2 separate regions of the Homo sapiens genome follow, and region 1 is linked to region 2. Evidence: chromatin loops called from intact Hi-C (ENCODE). Cell type or tissue: B cell. All regions are shown on one strand. Links, peaks and the distances in the headings refer to the core of each region. The heading gives the core; the rest is flanking DNA. Region 1 overlaps LASP1 (LIM and SH3 protein 1). Region 2 holds the start of FBXO47 (F-box protein 47).

Evidence for each region. Peaks named below come from ENCODE experiments on the same cell type or tissue, not always from the same donor. Only the 100,000 strongest peaks of a DNase experiment are listed, where the experiment ranks them.
Region 1: it touches region 2 in a loop (7-fold over the local background); 3 of 110 quality-filtered maps call a loop at or near these places.

The regions. Positions count from the first base shown.
Region 1 is chr17:38,894,386-38,904,316 of GRCh38, forward strand. It overlaps LASP1 (LIM and SH3 protein 1), which reads left to right. Exons shown (of 7, transcript NM_006148.4): 4 at 4,027-4,134. Among named protein-coding and RNA genes, the nearest start is that of MIR6779, 16 kb to the right of the region's middle. RefSeq lists enhancers at 1,175-1,696, 1,697-2,218, 2,219-2,740, 3,969-4,078, 4,307-4,828 and 3 more. In B cell, for the core only: no CTCF peak of the experiment used is centred there; a DNase peak (open chromatin) is centred at 4,546; H3K4me3 peaks cover 1,557 bases; H3K27ac peaks cover 5,933 bases.
Region 2 is chr17:38,963,633-38,973,563 of GRCh38, forward strand. FBXO47 (F-box protein 47) reads right to left here and starts at 3,771. Exons shown (of 11, transcript NM_001008777.3): 1 at 3,597-3,771. In B cell, for the core only: no CTCF peak of the experiment used is centred there; a DNase peak (open chromatin) is centred at 3,909; H3K4me3 peaks cover 936 bases.

The DNA of each region.
Region 1 (9,931 bases), core at 835-8,834, 69 kb before region 2:
TCACTCTTACCCGAACTAGCTGGCCTGAGATTGAATCTCGCATCTGCTGCCACCAGCTGTGTGACCTTGGGCAAGTTGCTTAACCTCTGTGCACAGTGCCTTCGTCTGAATAATGTGGATTACCTCTCTCCAGAGGGTGGTGTGAGATAGGAGGATATGTTAAGCATTTAAAGATTCCTGACGTGGAGTCAGCATTCAGTGTTTGCTACTACTGTTCTCCCGGAAAGGAGAGGAAATGGAACTTGGACATGAAGAAGCTGGGAAATACACACAGCAACCTTTTGACCATGACTTCCAGCCCCGGCCCTTTCCATCAGCTCTCCTCTCCATCTGTGTGTGTCTAATTTTTTTTTTAAATTTGTATTTTTTTGAGACAGGGTCTCTCTCTGTCTCCCAGGCTGGAATGCAGTGGCGTGATCTTGGCTCATTGCAGCCTTGACTTCCCAGACTCAAGCGATTTTCTCGCCTCCACCTCCTGAATAGCTGGGACTACAGGCGTGCATCACCATGCCCGGCTAATTTTTGTATTTTTAGTAGAGACAGGGTTTCGTCATGTTGCCCAGGCTTGTTTCAAACTCCTGACCTCAAGTGATCTGCCCACCTCAGCCTCCCAAAGTGCTGGGATTACAGGTGTCAGCCACCGCGCCCTGCCTAAATTTTAAAAACTAGTGTTTCTTTTTTGTTAGAAGGGGATGGGTTACAAAGTATGTTGGCCCAACACATGGTAGGCACATAATAGTGGAAATTGTATTTCGCTCAATAAATTTTGTATTTTTTTAGAGATTTTTATTAATTTTTTTTTTTTTTAAATAGAGATGGGGTACTATGTTCCCAGGCTGGTCTCGAACTCCTGGGCTCGAGTGATCCACCTGTCTTGGCCTCCTAGACTGCTGGGATTACAGACATGAGCCATTTTGTTTTTTAAGTCCAGCCTAATTTTTGTGTTTTTTTTTTAGACGGAGTTTTACTCTGTCGCCCAGCCTGGAGTACAGTGTCACCATCTCAGCTCACTGCAACCTCCGGCTCCCAGGTTCAAGGAATTCTCCTGCCTCAGCCTCCCAAGTAGCTGGGATTACGCCCACCACGCCCGGCTAACTTTTTTTGTATTTTTTTTAGTAGAGATGGGGTTTCAGCATGTTAGGCTGGTCATGAACTCCTGACCTCAGGTGATCCACCCACCTCTGCCTCCCAAAGTGGTGGGATTACAGGCGTGAGCCACCGTGCCTGGCATAATTTTTGTTTTTAAGTAATGATCCTTCTTCTTATATTGGGTCATCAAGGCAGTTGTTTTCCCAATTATGCTGCTTTGTTTGGAGATTACGTGTCTGCATTCAATTCATTCATGATCCAACAAATGTTGATCTGCACCTCCTGTCTGCTGGGATGAGAAGCAAGATAGATCCAGGGAGAACAACTAAGAACTGACAGAAAAATTAGAGTTTCACGGATGGTGGTTGTTTGGGTGTCAGGAGCCTCAGATGTCAGTCAGTCCTGGGCCTGACAGCAGAGTTTCCAAAATGGGAGCCCAGGTATCTCCCAGGAGTGGGGTCCTCTGGGAGCCCAGGCATCTCCCAGAAGTGGGGTCCTCTGACCGAAGCGCTGAGTTGCATCCTGGCCTGAGCGACAACTGGGTTGTGACCTTGGGCAGGTCCCTTCCTCCACAGGGACCCCCACAGCACCCTGGTGAGCCATCCTAGACAACAGGGGCAAGCACTCCTGCCAGGGCAAGAAGGGAGCCCTGAAGAGGGGCTCTGGGCTGGGCCCTCCCTACACCCCTGGCCCCCCACCCTTCACTTCTGCCACCCCTTCCATACCCAAAGACCTTTCAAAGAGCCTCCCTGTCTTGATTATCCATAGTCAGGGTCTGAAGGTGCTTTAAAATGGTCACAGACTCCAAATGGGAGGGATTTTAGAGATCAGCTAGCCAGCTCCCTTCAGGGGACCCAGAGAGGGGAACTGACTTGCTTAGAAACACACAGCAAGGTGGTGCTGATCCCAGGCTCCCTCCCTTCTCAGCCCCTACCCCTCACCCCTACCCTCTGTGGGCCTCCTATGTTAGCAGTGAAATGAATGATCCTTCCCCAACAGGGAGGGGGAGGCAGAAGCAGTTCCCGATCCTGGGAACCTGCTGATGTCATTGCAGCGTCGCCATGGCGATTATTCCCCTGGATTAGGGGCCTGACCCTTGCAAAGCCAGGAAGCAGGGGACGGAGTGGGGGACTGGCACTCGTTCAGCACTTCATTGCTGACAGAGCACTTTCACACTGGCCCTCCACAGTGCGCTGCTGCTTTAGAGCCACTGTCTGTATCGTGGGTTGGAGTGACTGGCGTTATGGTCCCCATTTTACAGATGTGGGAACTGAGTCTTGAGATGTGAAGTCGTTGGCCCAAGATCACTCAGAAGTGGGAGACTGAGCCTGCGTTAGTGCTAGCTCCGCCTGGCTTTGTGCCCAGACTTGGTGATAAGAAGCCCCCTCCCCATATTATACCTGATTTCTGTCACAACTCTTTTACAGATGAAGAAACCGAGGCCAGGGGCTTGAGATGCAGGGCTTCTGTATCTGGAGCTACATTTCTCTGCCTCTGAGTGCCCTACCTTCCCCGATGCCCGCTTCCCAAAGGGCCTCCCACTAAGAGTCACCGTGCTGGCCCAGGGCTTCCAGGACTGAGGAAGAGCTGGTGCTAGGCAGGTTCTGGACTCTTGGGGTGGGTTGGTGCCTCTATCCACTGCATTCACTTCTGAACTAATGGGGAACAGCACATCCAAGCCCTTCTTGTCTGGATCAGAACAGAGAAGGAGAGGGAACCACATGGATGAGTGACTGGGGGCTTCAGGAGACAAACAAGGACTCTGACCCCCACAGGCATGTGCAGAGGACCTGACAGGTGTGGCCGTGGCTGCATGCGCATGCGCAGTCGCTCCAGTCCAAGCACAGCTCGGTGCTGCTGCCAGATGATTCCCTGCCAGGGAACTGCCTGGGTTTGTGTCCTGGGCTGACCTGTGTCCAGGACAGTGCAGCCCCCGTGGAGGAAATCCAAGCAGCTGGTGGGGTCTGGAACAGATGGCTGATGAGGTGGACAGTGAAGTCTCTGGAAGCCAAGGAATAGTTTCCTGTTCCATGAGTTTTCTCAGCCTCATTCTGTTCTTCAAAACCCTCAGGGGAGGACAAGCTGTTCCTCATATTTCAATTCCTTTCGTGCCAGGGAAGTCCTTTCTGATGTCTGACTTGAGTCCCTCTAGTACTGTGGTGGGGTGGAAGGGTTCTTCCCTGGAGCTTGGAGACCTGCTGAGATGCTGTCTGACCCCCGCTGCTTTCCTCCCCTCCTATGGCGGTGGCCTCTGAAGCCATCCCGGCAGGCTCCCAGAATCCGCGGGGCCTGTCAAAGGCGCACTGATGGAGCCTTCCCTGGGGCTGTCTCACCACCCTCCTTTCTGGGCACCAACTCTGTCCTTTGGCACAGCCCTCACTCAGCTGGTTGCTGAAAAGCTCCCCCAGGCGTAGTGGGCAGGGCCACATCCTGGCTAACATGAGGGCTGGGGCCACCCTGGGAGCCCTGGAAAGAACCTTTTTCCTATAAGCTTCCAGACAGGATGGGCAGGGAGTGAAGGGTCAAGAGTCAGGCAGATGAGGGTTTGCACTCTGGTAGTGCCGGACATTGACTGCTAAGCTCTGTGACCTTGGGCAGGGGACTTTGCCTTTCTGTGGCTCCGTTTCCTGATCCGTAAATTGGAGCTGTTAATTGCGTGGCTATATGTATGGTGGGATCTAAATGAGATGGTTCATGTAAGGCCCTGGACTCTGTGCCTGCCATTCACTGTGCACCAAAGACTTGGTAGTGGCTTATTATTACGAGTCTAACACCTTTTGGCTGAGGCCTCTGCTTTGAGTTGGGGACTTCTGATCAGGGTCTTTCTGCTGACTCCCTGTCCCTGTCTCCTGACTGGTTGCTGCCTCAGAGGGGCCCCAAGCCGAGGCCCTTTCGGCTCCTGGCCTGACTCCAATCCCTCTTCCTCCCCTCCTGCAGGTGCGCTACAAGGAGGAGTTTGAGAAGAACAAGGGCAAAGGTTTCAGCGTAGTGGCAGACACGCCCGAGCTCCAGAGAATCAAGAAGACCCAGGACCAGATCAGTAACGTGAGCTCTTGCCCTGCCCTGCGGCATCCCTGCTGCCCTCTGTTTGGTCCCCTTCCTGCCAGCCTGGCAGACGCAAGCCTGGCAGATGTGAATGAGGCCAGTGCCTCCACTACCCCTGCCCTCCAGGGTGGGCCTGGGGAAGAGCTTGGGGTTCCCAGATGCCTCTTCTCTGTGTACCCCCAGACCACCAGCACGCATAGCATTTTCTTCTTGAAGGGACTGTATTCTGTGGGGGCCTGTGTGCTAAATCAGCCCCCACTCTCTCTGACTGTTGTTCTTTTTTCTGGATATCGTGGGTATCGGTGAAGACTGCATGTCTCATCTTAGCACAAAGGTCAAAACTGGGGGGCGGGGAGCACCTGGCCTCCCCTGGTCTGCGCCTGGGTGCTGACATTGCAGTCATTTCCGCCCTTCCTTGGCCTCCTCCCCCACATCAGCCTGCTCTTCCTTCCTGTGTAAAAACCCCAGCCAGCTTCACCCGCCAGCCCTGCACCCCCTGGCTCACACCCCCCGCCTCCCTGATGGTCAGTGGCATCTGGCTGTGGCAGGGGTGGGCATGGAGAGTGGGCAGGGGATCAACTGTCCCCAGCATCGTGTGCCCTCCATGGCACCTGTGGCCAGAGAACAGGCCTCAGTTTCCTGCTTGGCAGAGCCACAGGCAAGCAGCCTGTGTGGCTTTAGGCATGCGGGGGCAGGGCACTGCGGTGAGCAGCAACCATGGGGGATGCGCACACAGAACTGCAGGGGCTGCCCAGCCAGCCTGGCCTAGGAGGTCCTGCCAGGGAGGGTTTAGGCAGGCAGCTGTCTTCGTGTCTGGAACAGGAAGGGATCAGTGAGCTGCCCATTGTTGCTCTGGGCTGAGGAACTGGGGATAGAGATTGCCGGGGGAGCCTGGCTTTCCGGTGGTCTCAGCACCCACTCCCTGGGCTCCACATCCCTTCCTACCCTCCACCTGGCCACCTCAGCAGGGCGCTCCTTTAAGAGCTTGGCTGGGCCGTGCATAGAGTGGGCTGCAGTGGTGGGTCAGGTGGATTTCAGAAGCACAGGCAGCCCACAGACAGCAGAACCAGCCATGCCCAAAATGGTGGCTTTCAAACTCTGACTTCAGCCTACAGTAAAATATACATTGTACGTCTTGACCCATCTGACAGGCATACATTTATGTAGAGGGAAAACAGAATGGAAGCTTTCATGAATGAGTACTTCCTACTTAGAGGGCGTTCAGATCTTTTTTTTTTTTTTTGAGACAGAGTCTCACTCTGTTGCTCAGGCTGGAGTGCAGTGGTGCTCCGCCTCCAGGGTTCAAGTGATTCTCCTGCCTTAGCCTCCCAAGTGGAGTAGCTGGGATTACAGGTGCACACCACCACCCCCGGCCAATTTTTGTATTTTTGGTAGAGACAGGGTTTCACCATGTTGGCCAGGCTGGTCTTGAACACCTGACCTCAGGTGATGTGCCCGCCTTGGCCTCCCAAAGTGCTAAGATTACAGGTGTGAGCCACCGCACCCGGCCACATTCAGATCTTTTCTAAAGATGCTGGTTGCAGGCCCCTATACACCCTCACATAATACAGCCCCTTTGAGGACTGTATTCCCAACACTTTGGGAGACTGAGGTGGGAGGATTGCTTGAGCCCAGGAGTTTGAGACTAGCCTGGGCAACATAGCAAAACTGTTTCTACAAAAAAAAAAAAAAAAAAAAAAAAATACAAAAACTAGCCAGGCATGATAGCACACGCCTGTGGTCCTAGCTATTCAGGAGGCTGAAGTGGGAGGATCACCTGAGCCCAGAGGTTTGAGGTTATAGTGAGCCGTAATTGCACCACTGCATTCCAGCCTGGGAAACCGAGTGAGACCCTGTTTCCAAAAAAAAAAAGGACCAGGCGCGGTGGCTCATGCCTGTAATCCCAGCACTTTGAGAGGCTGAGGTGGGCGGATCATGAGGTCAAGAGATCGAGACCATCCTGGCCAACATGGTGAAACCCCATCTCTACTAAAAATACAAAAATTAGCTGGGCGTGGTGGCGTGTGCCTGTAATCCCAGCTACTTGGGAGGCTGAGACAGAAGAACCGCTTGAACTCGGGAGGCAGAGGTTGCAGTGAGTCGAGATCGGGCCACTGCACTCCAGCCTGGCGACAGAGCAAGACTCCATCTCAAAAAAAAACCAAAAAGATGCTGGTTGCAGACTTACTGTGAATGGGTTTTGCAACTGGACTGTTGACCTGCAGTTTGAAGTTGGTGGCCTGAGGAAATGGCATGCTTCCCTTTGGCTAGCAGGGGATGCCTAGGGCGGGCACTCTAATCCTCCTTCCCCTCCAACTTCCAGAGGCCTGTCACAGTTGACTCTTTATATGCTAGGGCCTGGCCTCACGCCCTGGAGCTTCCCTTTGGCTCAGACCCTGCAAAGGGTAAGACCCTTAGGTCTGTGTTTCAGAGCTCTCGGCTTGGAAAGTGGGGGAGGGGGAAGATGGTCTTAGATTATGGGGAAAACCCGGAATGGTTCACAGAACTGGAATGTCGGCTCTTCAGCCTCTGCGGCTTTTCATGTAGAGGCTCTAGTCTTTTATCAGTGACACTTGCTCCCAATGTGCAACCCCAGCTCCCTGGCTGTTCACTCATTGCTTCACCCTGTGGGTTTTGGAGGAGGGGAGACAAGCCCAGTCATCCCTGCTTCCCTTTCTGGAAGGCTTCCAGAACACTCCACACTCAGCCTAAGCCACCTCCTCTTCTTCCCTCCCCCAGTTAGAGGTGTTAATATCCTAGTGACAAAACTCACCACCCTGGCCAAGCCATCCGCATCTCAGGAGATAACCATCTTTTACCCTTCTCGCGGTGCTGCAGTGAGCTAATGGTCCTCTGCAGGAGCTGGGGGAAGGGATCGACCCCGACCTGCTAGCTGCTTTTGCAGCTTTAGCAGAGACCTGTAGGGTGTGAATGCAAAGCCTGGAGACTCTTGGTTTTAATGAAAGCAATTACAGTCTGTCGGATATGGGCCTCCAGACAGCTGTAGCACAGTCACCTGTAGGGTTGACTGAAAATGCAGACTCACAGGCCTTCTCCCCTGGCTGCCAGAATCAGCGTCTCTGGGAGTGGGGCCCAGGAATCAGCATGTTAGACACATTCCCTGGGTTTCTGTGGTGCTCTCTGAAGTTTGAGAGCCACCACCTAAAAGTCTGAAAAAGCTTCACCAACCCCTAAGTCAGAGGGTGCCAGATCAGGCTGTACCTCAGAACCCCAGGGGAGCTTTATTTTTATTTTTATTTTTTTGAGACGGAGCCTTGGTTTATCACCCAGGCTGGAGTGCAGTGGCGCAATCTCGGCTCACTGCAACCTCCGCCTCCCGGGTTCACGCCATTCTGCTGCCTCAGCCTCGTGAGTAGCTGGGACTACAGGCGCCCGCCACCACGCCCGGCTAATAGTTTTTGTATTTTTAGTAGAGATGGGGTTTCGCCGTGTTAGCCAGGATGATCTTGATCTCCTGACCTTGTGATCCACCCGCCTCGGCCTCCCAAAGTGCTGGGATTACAGGCGTGAGACACCGAGCCCAGCCTATTTTTATTTTTGAGACAGGGTTTCGCTCCGTCATCCGGGCTGGAGTGCGGTGGTGTGTTCACGGCTCAGTGCAGCCTGAATCTTCTGGGATCAAGCCATTCTCCCACCTCAGACTCCGAGTAGCTGGGACCACAGGTGTGCACCACCATGCCCAGCTAATTTTTCTTTTTTTTGCAGAGACACTATCTTGCTATGTTGCCCAGGCTGGTCTCAAACTCCTGGATTCAAGTTATCCTCCCGCCTCAGCCTCCTAAAGTGCTGGGATTATAGGGGTGAGCCACCTCACCTGGCCTCCCAGGGGAGCTTTTTTTTTTTTTTTTTTTTTTTAATCAGAGACAGGGTCTCACTATGTTGTCTTAAACTCCTGGACTTAAGTGATCCGCCCACCTCGGCCTCCCAAAGTTCTGGGACTACTACAGGCATGAGCCACTGCGCCTGGGAGCTTTAAACCACACATAAAACCATTGCTAAGTTGTCCCAACCTCCTGAAGTGTTTTGGAAAATAGGGTGTTTAGAGCCACACCTTTTGTTTTGTATCCAAAATAGCATTCCTGTTCCTGTATGTAGCTTGTTGCTTTGCTTCCCAGATTAGCACCAAATGACTCCAGTTACTTTATTTATTTATTTTTAATTTTAGTTTTATTTTATTTTTGAGATAGAGTCTCGCTCTGTCGCCCAGGCTGGAGTGCAGTGGCGTGATCTTGGCTCACTGCAACCTCTGCCTCCCGGGTTGAAGCGATTCTTCTGCCTCAGCCTTCTGAGTAGCTAGGACTATAGGCACATGCCACCACGCCTGGCTAATTTTTGTATTTTTAGTAGACACAGGGTTTTGCCATATTGGCTCGGCTGGTCTCGAACTCCTGACCTCAGGTGATCCACCTGCCTTGGCCTCCCAAGGTGCTGGGATTACAGGTGTGAGCCACTGTGCCCAGCTGACTCCAGTTATTTCTAAAGGTCAGGCCATCTTACAAAAGAATGAGGATATGCTTCCTTGGAGGGATATGCTGCAGACTAGGGCTTTTTACCAGCCAGAGCATTTTAAAAACAAGTGTCTGATCTCCTCTGGGGTGTCTGCTTTGGATAAGTGCAGTCTGTCTTCAGTCTTGCTAAGTGGTGAGACAGTGAGGTAGGAAGAGATGGTAAGGGCCCAGATCCTAGCTTCTGTCATTCTGGGGCCAGGCAGGGCTCTTTGAGCCTCAGTTTCCTCATTTGTAAAAATGGGACAGTAGGCCCTACTTTGACAGGTGGTTGCAAGGAACATGCCAAGTGCTTGGCATGGGATAAATGATATCACTCTTATTATCATCATTATTATTTTTGAGACAAGATTGCCCAGGCTGGAGTACAGTGGCACGATCATAGGTCACTGCAGCCTCGAACTCTTGGGCACAAGTGGTCCTCTCCCGTCAACCTCCTGAGTAGCTGGTACTACAGGCATATAGCACCATGCCCAGCTAATTGTTATTTTTTTTGTAGAGAGAGGGTCTTGCTATGCTGCCCAGGCTGGAGTGTAGTCACGTGATCACAGCTCACTGCAGCCTTGAACTCCTGGGTTTAAGTGAACCCTGGCCTAAGACTCCCAGGTTGCTGGGATTACAGGCACACGCCATCACACCCAGTTATGTTGTCAATGTTATCAATACTTTAAAGGCACACTTGTCTGCTTTCTACACTGTTGCCGGAGAAGGGTCATAAAGTGAAGTTTGGCAGAAAAGTTTGGCCATTGTCTAGTACTGAGAATGTGTGGAAGTGAGGAAAGGGGCCAGTATATTACACATCTATGGTGAGTAGTTGTGTCATCATTAAAGGCATTTGAAGAGTTGCCTTTTGATGGGTCCATGCTATGGGATAAAGGTTACATGTTAGGAATCCTGGCCTTTTGTCATGAGCTCTAGCAGTGTTCAAGTATGGAAAACTTTAGTCACTTTACTGGAGCCTCTTCTTTTATTTACTTACATATTGATTTTCTGTATACAATTTTGTGTCCTTAAAACTTTTTTTATGTGTGAAATATGACACATAGTAACATATACAATAAACACCTGTTTCACCAGGCAGGTATACCATACATTGTATTACTGTATGCCTGTCAAGAGCCCAGTGTTCACAGTGTTAAAAATATAACTCCCATGTAGTAAGTACTTATCATATCTTTATTTAATTATGAGGGAACCAGCTAGAGATTAAAACTGGGGAATATGAGAGGCAGAGGTAAATGCTAGTCTGTGAAAGAAAGTGCTGGGGCCGG
Region 2 (9,931 bases), core at 162-8,161:
TTAAAAGAATATAGGCTGGGTATGGTGGCTCACGCCTGTAATCCCAACACAAAAAAGTAGGTGGCATTACTATTACCAATTATGTGCTGTATAATACTCAAATAAGCAGTGAATTAAAGTCTTTCTTCTTTTCTTTGTTGGTTTTTGTTGTTGTTGTTGTTGTTTTGTTGTTTTTTTTTTTTTTGTCAAGGTCTTGCTCTGTTGCCCAGGCTGGAGTGCAGTGGCATGATGATAGCTCATTGCAGTCTTGAACTCTTGGGCTCAAACAATCCTCCTGCCTCAGCCTCCTGAGTAGCTGGGACTACAGGCACAGAGCCACCATGCCCAGCTAAAGTAAAAAAAAAAAAATTGTTTTTGTGGAGGCAGTGTCTGCCTGTGTTGCCCAACCTGGTCTTGAACTCCTGAGCTCAAGTGATCCTCCCACCTCAGCCTCCCAAAATGCTGGGATTATAGGCACAAGCCACTGTGTGTTAATAAGACTAGAATAAATACATGAATAGTAATAATTCTTCCCTCAATTCCACCTTCTGTTAATAATAGCTACTGGCCGAGTGACGTGACTCACCCATGTAATCTCAGCACTTTGGGAGGCGGAGGTGGGTGGAACACCTGGGGTCAGGAGTTTGAGACCAGCCTGACCAACATGGTGAAACCCCGTCTCTACTAAAAATACAAAAATTAGGCTGGGCCCAGTGGCTCATTCCTGTAATCCCAGCACTTTGGGAAGCCAAGGCGGGTGGATCACCTGAGGTCAGGAGTTCGAGACCAGCCTGGCCAACATAGCGAAACCCCGTCTCTACAAAAAATACAAAAATTAGCCAGGGATGGCAGTGTGCACCTGTAATCCCAGCTACTTGGGAGACTGAAGCAGGAAAATTGCTGGAACCTGGGAGGCGGAGGTTGCTGTGAGCCCAGCTAATCTGAAGGCTGAGGCATGAGAATCGCTTGAACCCGGGAGGCGGAGGCTGCAGTGAGCTGAGATCATGTCATTGCACTCCAGCCTGGGGCAACACAGTGAGACTTGGTCTCGAAAAACAAACAAACAAACAAACAAAAAATAACAATAATAATAATAGTCACTGATGAATCTTAGAAAGGGCCTACGCATCTTGATTTCAAAGACAAATATTTCTTAAACTCATTAAATGCAACTTATTAAAATCACTGATTATTTACTTACACTAAATAATTTTTTTTTTAGACAGATTATCGCTCTACTGCCCGGGCTGGAGTGCAGTGGCATGACGCGATCTCAGCTCACTGCAACCTCCCCCTCCCAGGTTCAAGTGATTCTCCTGCCTCAGCCTCCCAAGTAGCTGGGATTACAGGCGTGTGCCACCACTAGTAGCTGGGATTACAGGCGTGTGCTACCACACTCAGCTAATTTCTGTATTTTTAGTAGAGACGGGGTTTCACCATGTTGGTCAGGCTGGTCTGGAACTGCTGACCTCAGGTGAGCCACCAGCCTCAGCCTCCCAAAGTGCTGGGATTACAGGCGAAAGCCACCACGCCCGCCCATTACACTAAATAATTATTTAAACATGTGTACCACACAGCGACTTTGTGTCACTCTATTGTTCTAATTCAGAAAACAATGTCTTTTGTGTATACATATACATATACGCATAATTACAACTCCAATCGAAGGCTCCTTGTTTCTGAAGTAACAACTAAGACATTTTCATCAAAGATATATAATTGTATCTGGCCAAAATGCATTTTCTCCTTTCTACAAATTGCTAAAGTAACATTGTTACTTATACATCTTGAAATGTTACATATCAACTTACATCAATTTAAAATTGGTTACACATTTGAAAACATAACAAAGAAATTTAGTGTTTAGTGAAAAGTACACTCTGAACCTCCTTTGAAACCATACCACAGCGATTGGGGTCAGTATTCAGTGAACACTTAAATTAGGAGGTATTTTAAAATTATCATTAAAATTACACAAATAGGCCGGGCATGGTGACTCACGCCTTAATCCCAGCACTTTGGGAGGCTGAGGCCGGTGGATCACGAGGTCAGGAGATCGAGACCATCCTGGCTAACACGGTGAAACCCCTTCTCTACTAAAAAAAAAAAAAAAAAAAAAAAATTAGCCGGGCATGGTGGCACGCGACTGTAGTCCCAGCTACTCTGGAGGCTGAGGCAGGAGAATCGCTTGAACCCGGGAGGCGGAGGTTGCAGTGAGCCGAGATCACACCACTGCACTCCAGCCTGGGTGACAGAGCAAGAATCTGCCTCAAAAAAAAAAAAAAATAATTACACAAATAACAACTTTACACAATACAGCTAAACAAGAAGAAAAAAATTAAGTTCACTTATAAACACTTTGGTTTATATAATTTCAGACTTTTACATACATATATTTCTTTTTAACAAAAAAGAGGGATCACTATATATAATACTTTGTAATCTGCTTTTTTCAATGAATTCTCTTTCCATGCTAATAACCTTCTACAAGTAATCATATTTTAATGGCTATGTGTCATTCCACCAAGTAAAATAATCTTAATTTGTTTAATCCATAAGGCTGTTTGTAACCTTAACTTTTCACAGTAGGCGTTTTGTTTGTTTGTTTGCGATGGAGTTTCGCACAGTCTCCTGGGCTGGAGTGCAGTGGCGCGATCTCGGCTCACTGCAAGCTCCGCCTCCCGGGTTCAAGCGATTCTCCTGCCTCAGCCTCCCTAGTAGCTGGGATTACAGGTGCCCGCCCCCACGCCCAGCTAATTTCTGTATTTTTAGTAGAGACGGGGTTTCACCGTGTTAGCCAGCCTGGTCTCGATTTCCTGACCTCGTGATCCGCCTGCCCCGGCCTCCCAAAGTGCTGGGATTTACAGGCGTGAGCCACCGCACCCGGCCAACACAGTAGGTGTTTTAAAGCATTTTTATTACAATAGCATAAATCCGGCCTTGGCTTCTTCCTGTTTCTCTGAGAAATGTGGACAGTGGGGCTTGGGCCCGTGGGCTCTTCAAAGACTGTCAGTCACCAGGCGGGGACTTCACTGTGTCAACTGTGAACTACATACATGTTTAAAATAAATATAAACAAAAATTTAAAAATGATAAGCCCAAATTCTTCTAAAACTCAAGTCTCCACTTATAGTTCCTTATTTTCCTCACTCAGAGCTGGACGTTTCGTAGGGAAAAAGCAAGCTTTTGTGAAAATTCTAAAGGTATAATCCTAAATTATTTCTGGTTTCCGCTCACCCCTCTAGCGAATAAGAATCACAGCCCCAAATAATAATAATAAAATGATGTTTCATGCCCCCTGTTCTATCCCACTAATTTTGACCGCGCGTGAAAGGTTTTGAGGGTTCAATTGGATGAACCTCCCCGCCCCCCACACCTTTAAGATAAAAACTACATTCACAGGGATGTCTGTTTTAACATAAAACTCTTGTAAGGGCCCCACCCCATCTGTCGGGCAGCTGCCCCCAAACATCTCCAAAGCCGCAAACTAGGGAAGCCTAAAGGACAAACTGGTCAACAGGAGAATCAGACCACACGGGGTACATGTTTCGCTCCCTTCAGTCCATGAAAGATGAAATTATCGCAATAAAATACTGGGAAAAAAAACCCTCTTTTACCACAGATTTTGACAGTTTTTCCGGCTACAGAGTCACAGGAAAGTGGGAGTTAGTCGTTTTGCCCCACCATCCTCAAATTTCTTAGTGTTTAGAAAAGAAAATATCTCCTCAAGAGCTTCCCGCCAGGAGGCGAGAGGGTCACACTCCCGTAGGCTCCGGAGCTGCAGCCCTACCCACCAGGCGTCCCCGCGGCCTCTAGAATATTGTAGAATCTTCCCAAGAGCCCCCGCGGGAAGGAGGCCCGCCCCCTCATGAATAGCAAGCAGCCTCAGCTCTCGTAGTGCCCGCCTCCCTCATGAATATTGTAGATCTTCCCAGAAGCCCTAGCGGGAAGGAGGTTCCCCCCCGCCTCCCGCCTCCCCGCTTTATGAATAGCAAGAGAGCCAGCTCCCATGGTGCCCTCCGTCTCATGAATAACTAACAAGGGCGAGGTTCCTGGAGCCCAAACTCAGGCCTCAGCCACCCTTCGCTCCAAGCTGAAGACAAGAAGGGGCTGGAGCCGTTACGGTGTGGGGAAGGGGAGGGTGTAGCCCAAGATCCTGAACGTGGCGAGCCACGTCTCTGCTCCACTGCCTTTCCCTTCACCTAGTTTTGAGACAATTTTTGAGTTCCTCCCACCCCCACTGACTCCAGTAGGGCAAGTTACAAGGGGTTTCATCAAACCTTTTGGTGGAAAAAAACCTCCAGACATTCCTTTTTAAATTTGTCTTGCCGGTGCGGTGGCTCACGCCTGTAATCCCAACACTTTGGGAGGCCGAGGCGGGAGGCTCCCTTGAGTCCAGGAGTTTGAGACCAGCCTGGGCAACATAGGGAGACCCCCACCCCCAGCCATAACCCCGCTCCCGGTCTCTAAATAAACACATAAATAATAAATCTGTCTGGAATCAAAGGAAGATGTGTGTCTCCATCCTCTCAAGATGAAATCAAGACAAATCTTTCTAGCTAGGCCTTCCTGGCTAGAAGATTAAATTCTCATTCATTCATTTCTTCATTCATTCTGTAACTATTTATTGAAGCCTGCTCTGGGCCGGGCACAGGAGTAGGCCCTAAGGATGGAATAGAGAACAAGACAGATACGTTTCCTGCTTTAATGGAGTTTATTAGCCTAATGGGGAAGATAGAATGAACAGACAGAGCATCTACAGATGTTGAGAGCAGTTCCGGTGAGAGCAGCGTGACAGAGGAAATAAGACAGAATGATGGGGTGTGTGTGTGTTGGCGGAGAGCTACTTTAGATAGACTGATACTCAAGGTCCCTTTGATATGACGATTTGAGAACTGATGGAGGAGAAGGAGCCAGTCAGGAGAAGGGCTGAGGGAAGAGGGAATGGGGGAAAGATTCTACTTTTGTAGATCAATTCTACATTATACCCAACACAAAATATATAAGGAACTACATAAAGACTGAGTGGAAATTTAGGATTAGTTGGCATGCTGTTATTTTATATAGTCACATATATTCATCCATTTGGCTTTGTATCTTTTTTTTTCCTGACCTCAGGTGACCTGCGTACCTCAGCACTGCAAAGTGCTGGGATTACAGGTGTGAGCCACCACTCCTGGCCTTTTTTTTTTTTTTTTTTTTTTTTGAGACAGAGTCTTGCTCAGTCGCCCAGGCTGGAGTTCAGTGGCACGATCTCGGCTCACTGCAGCCTCTGCCTCCTGGGTTGAATTGATTATCTTGCTTCAGCCACCCAGTAGCTGGGACCACAGGTGGGCACCACCATTGTATTTTTAGCAGAGATGGGGTTTCGCTATGTTGCCCAGGCTGGTCTTAAACTCCGAGGCTCAAGCGATCTGCCTGCCTCCCAAAGTGTTGGGATTAAAGGTGTGAGCCACCGGGCCCAGCCCTGGCTTTGTATCCTTTTGCAGCCAATTCTTTTTTTTTTTTTTTTTTTTTTGAGATGAAGTCTGCCTCTGTTTCCCGGGCTGGAGTGCAGTGGTGTGATCTTGGCTCACTGCAACCTCCACCTCCCAGATTCAAGTGATTCTCCTGCCTCAGCCTCCCAGGTAGCTGGGATTACAGGCACCCACCACCATGCCCAGCTAATTTTTTTGTATTTTTTAGTAGAGATGGGGTTTCACCATGTTGGCCAGGCTGGTCTTGAACTCCTGACCTCAGGTGATCCACCCACCTCAGCCTGCCAAAGTGCTGGGATTACAGGCTTGCGCTACCGTGCCCAGCTGCAGACAATTCTTTTTTTTCCCCCTGTCTCCAACATTGATTAGAGGTCCTTGACCAAGTATCATCCCGTTGGCAGTGGGCCAGACGCACATAATGGAAACAAGGATCCTTAGTGGTGAGAATTTAGCTTTTACTCAAAGTGTCATGGGAAGTGTCATGGGAAGTCCTTGAAGAGTTTTAAGCAGAGAGTGCTATGATCTGATTTACATCATTAAAAGATTGCTCTGGCTTTTATGTGGAGAATAAATGAGGCTAAGAGTGGAGGGTAAGATCTGTTAGGATGTTGCAGGACTAGAATGGTGGCTCTGAGGGATGGGTTTGAGATATATTTTGGTGGTAGAAGTAACTGAATTTACCTAATGGATTGGATATGGGTGGAAGGAAGGGAAAGGAAGGAGACAGGAATAATTCCCAGGTTTCTGACTTCAATAAATGGGTAGAAGTTAATCCCATTTACTGAGATATGCAAGTGAGGAGTTTTTCTAGTGGAGTTTTGTCTTTTCTTTTCTTTCTTTCTTCTTTTTTTTTTTTTTTTTTTGACGGAGTTTCACTCTTGTTGCCCAGGCTGGAGTGCAATGGTGCGATCTCGGCTCACTGCAACTTCTGCCTCCCAGGTTCAAGCGATTCTCCTGCCTCAGCCTCTCCAGTAGGTGGGATTACAGGCATGTGCCACCATGCCTGGCTAATTTTGTATTTTTAGTAGAGACGGGGTTTCTCCATGTTGGTCAGGCTGGTCTCGAACTCCCAACCTCAGGTGATCTGCCCACCTCTGCCTCCCAAAGTGCTAGGATGACAGGCATGAGCCACTGTGCCCAGCCTTATGTTTTTCTTTTCGGAACAAGGTCTCACTCTGTTGCCCAGGGTGGAGTACAATGGTGCAATCACAGGTTACTATAACCTCAAACTCCTGGCCTCTAGCAATCCTCTCACCTCAGTGAAGTGCTGAGATTACAGGCGTGAGCTACCTCGCCTGGCCAACTAGTGGAGAATTAAGAGAATTCTAGTGGATAATTAATTTTCCAAGTGGTAAATTTGAGATTTCTCTGAGGCATCCAAGTGAAGATGTCATGTTAAGGAGGCAGTTGAATTTAAAAATCAGAGTGCTTTTGGAGGAAAATGTCTGGGCTGGAGATATACATTTAAGGATTAGAGGAATATAATTGTAAGCATTAGAGGAATATTGACACTCAGACATTGGGAAAAGGAGGGCAAGATCTCAAAGGAGATTGAAAAGGAGTATCTAGCAAAGTAAACTGGAGAAAACCAGGAGAGTCTGGGGTCACAGAATCCTGAAGCATCGGTGCTTCAAGAATGAGGAGTAGCCCTCTGTGACAAGTGCCACCCAGTTGAGCAAGGTGTCTGTTACATGAGCATTGCAGGTGTCTGCTGGATTTGGCAATCCAATTTAGGTACAAGCACTGCAGGTCCACCTTGTCATTTCCTATTTCAATAACCCATAGTAACTTTGCCTTGCCAACCACCTGAAACTCAAATCTCTCTGCTGTTTCATCAGCGTCCTCTATGATCTGTTGTTCACCTATTCATTCATCCATTTGTTACGTTCAAGCCACGCCTATTTTCTGCCTGGCCTAGTGGTAGCTCAGGATAAATACAATTTTGGCCTTTCAATGGCTCATGCTCAGAGCACCCAACTTGAATAAAATGTAACCCCTCCTTCCCAAATCCGCTACTCCAGCAGGGGTGGAGGCGGTACCTCCTCCTTAACAGATTTATCCCTACCTCTTTGTGCTAAAACTCCCATTAAAAATGACTTCCCTGCTTTCTAAATCTCCCTCTGGGTTCCACTTTAAGATTCACACCCTGCATCAATAAGTGTGCCTTCTTGCCTAAGTGATGCTGTAAACCCCTTGAGATGCCTTATATCTCTTTTGTATTCTTCACATAGAAAAGAATGCCAGGTACAGAGATGGATCTACCGTGAGGCTATGGAAATATCAGGGTTCCCTGCTTGCTCAGGCCCCTTCTAAGTCTTCTTTTTTCTTTTGAGACAGAGTCTCGCTCTGTCACCCAGGCTGGAGTGCAGTGGCACGATCTCGGCTCACTGCAACCTCCGTCTCCTGGGTTCAAGCGATTCTCCTGCCCCAGCCTCCCAAGTAGCTGGGACAACAGGTGCCTGCCACCATGCCCAGCTGATTTTTGTATTTTTAGCAGAGACGGGGTTTCACCATATTGACCAGGCTGGTCTTGAACTCCCGACCTCAGGTGATCTGCCCGCCTCAGCCTCCCAAAGTGCTGGGATTACAGGCATGAGCCACCACACCTGGCCCCTGAGCCACTGTGCCCAGCCCTGTAATTCTGTATTCATAAACAGCAGATGAAGATTGAAGAAATATTTGCTGATGGGCTCAGAATTAGCTAACTTCACATATTTGTTGATTTATTAAGCTTGTTTTATTAACAGGGATTTATGTAAGGGCTTTACTTACTGATCATATCATTCCCTTGCCCCAGAGCTTTCAATGCCTCTGATTAAATATAAGCTTGTTCTTCAATGCCTGCCTCAATGTGGCTGCATTTTTAGGTCTCCAGCCTATCCCCTTAATCTGAAGCCCCCATTATCATCCCTGGTGGCTTTGTTCATGCTAATTTCTCTGCTCAGAAAGCTGTCTCTTCCAACTCTACCTTTTTTTTTTTATAGACAGGATCTCCTTCTGTGCCAGGCTGGAGCACAGTGGCACAATCATGGCTCACTGCAACCCCCCTGAGCTCAAGCAATCCTACTGCTTCAGCCTCCCAAGTAGCTGAGACTACAGGTGTGTACCACCACATCCAGGTAATTTTTCTATTTTTTTAGAGACGAAGTCTCTCTATGTTGCCCAGGGTGGTCTCGAACTCCTGGACTCAAGAGATCTGCCTGTCTTGTCCTCCTGAAGTGCTGGCATTACAGGCGTGAGTTACCACTTCTTCCCGCTTTCACCTTTTCCCATCCTAAAATATCCTTCGTCATTTGCCTCTGAAAGAGAGGTTCCTGGACCAACAACCTAACTGAGAGCTTGTTAGAAATGAAGACTCTCAGACACCATCTCAAAGCTAGTGAATGGGAATCTGCATTTGAATAAGATCCACAGTAAAGTTTGAGACATAGTAACTTAGGCCATTTCACAGGCTACCTCCTTGAGGAATCCGAAATCTTTTAATATCCCTGTAATGAGACAACGTTTTTCCTCTTTTGAACTCTTCATTCATTCTTTGCTGGTACTTCTCTCTGGGCACTTTATTTCACCTTGAATTGTGGTTAATTATGCACAAGACTTAGTTTTCCTGTTAGGTTGTGAGGTCTTTGAAGGCAGTAACAGTGGAATCTCCACTTTGATGAATTAGTTGGCTTGGGAACATTCACACACACACATACATACACGCACCCAAATCTAGGTGGTACTGGTGTTTTAGTTGATCCTCAGAATTTTGCAAGGATTCAAATATAAATTGACTTTCAAATGTGAATGCCATGCATGGGCAAGATCTGTTGCAATTATTTTTACTTAATAAAACAAGCATACAACTATTATTTTATGTCATGAAAGTCTTTAATATAATTTTCTTTTCTTTTCTTTTCTTTTTTTAGAGACAGAATTCCACTTTTGTTGCCCAGGCTGGAGTGCAATGGCCTGATCTCGGCTCACCTCAACCTCCGCCTCTCAGGTTCAAGAGATTCTCCTGCCTTAGCCTCCAGAGTAGCTGGGATTATAGGCACGCGCCACCACGCCTGGCTAATTTTGTATTTTTAGTAGAGATGGGGTTTCTCCATGTTTGTCAGGCTGGTCTCAAACTCCCCGCCTCAGGTAATCCACCCTCCTCAGCCTCCCAAAGTGCTGGGATTACAGGCGTGAGCCACTGAGCCTGACTAATATAACTTTCTTTACCTTTGTCTGGTGCTGTGTGATAAGATTATATCTTCATCTGTAAATTGCAGAGTAGGAAGAGGGCTAGCCTAAATTATTTAAAAACAGCTGGTTACCTGTAACATTCTATAAAAACTCCAGGGAGGCTGGGCGCGGTGGCTCATGCCTGTAATCCCAGCACTTTGGGAGGCCAAGGCGGGTGGATCACTTGAAGTCAGGAGTTTGAGACCAGCCTGGCCAACGTGATGAAACGCTGTCTGTACTGAAAATACAAAAATTAGCCAGGT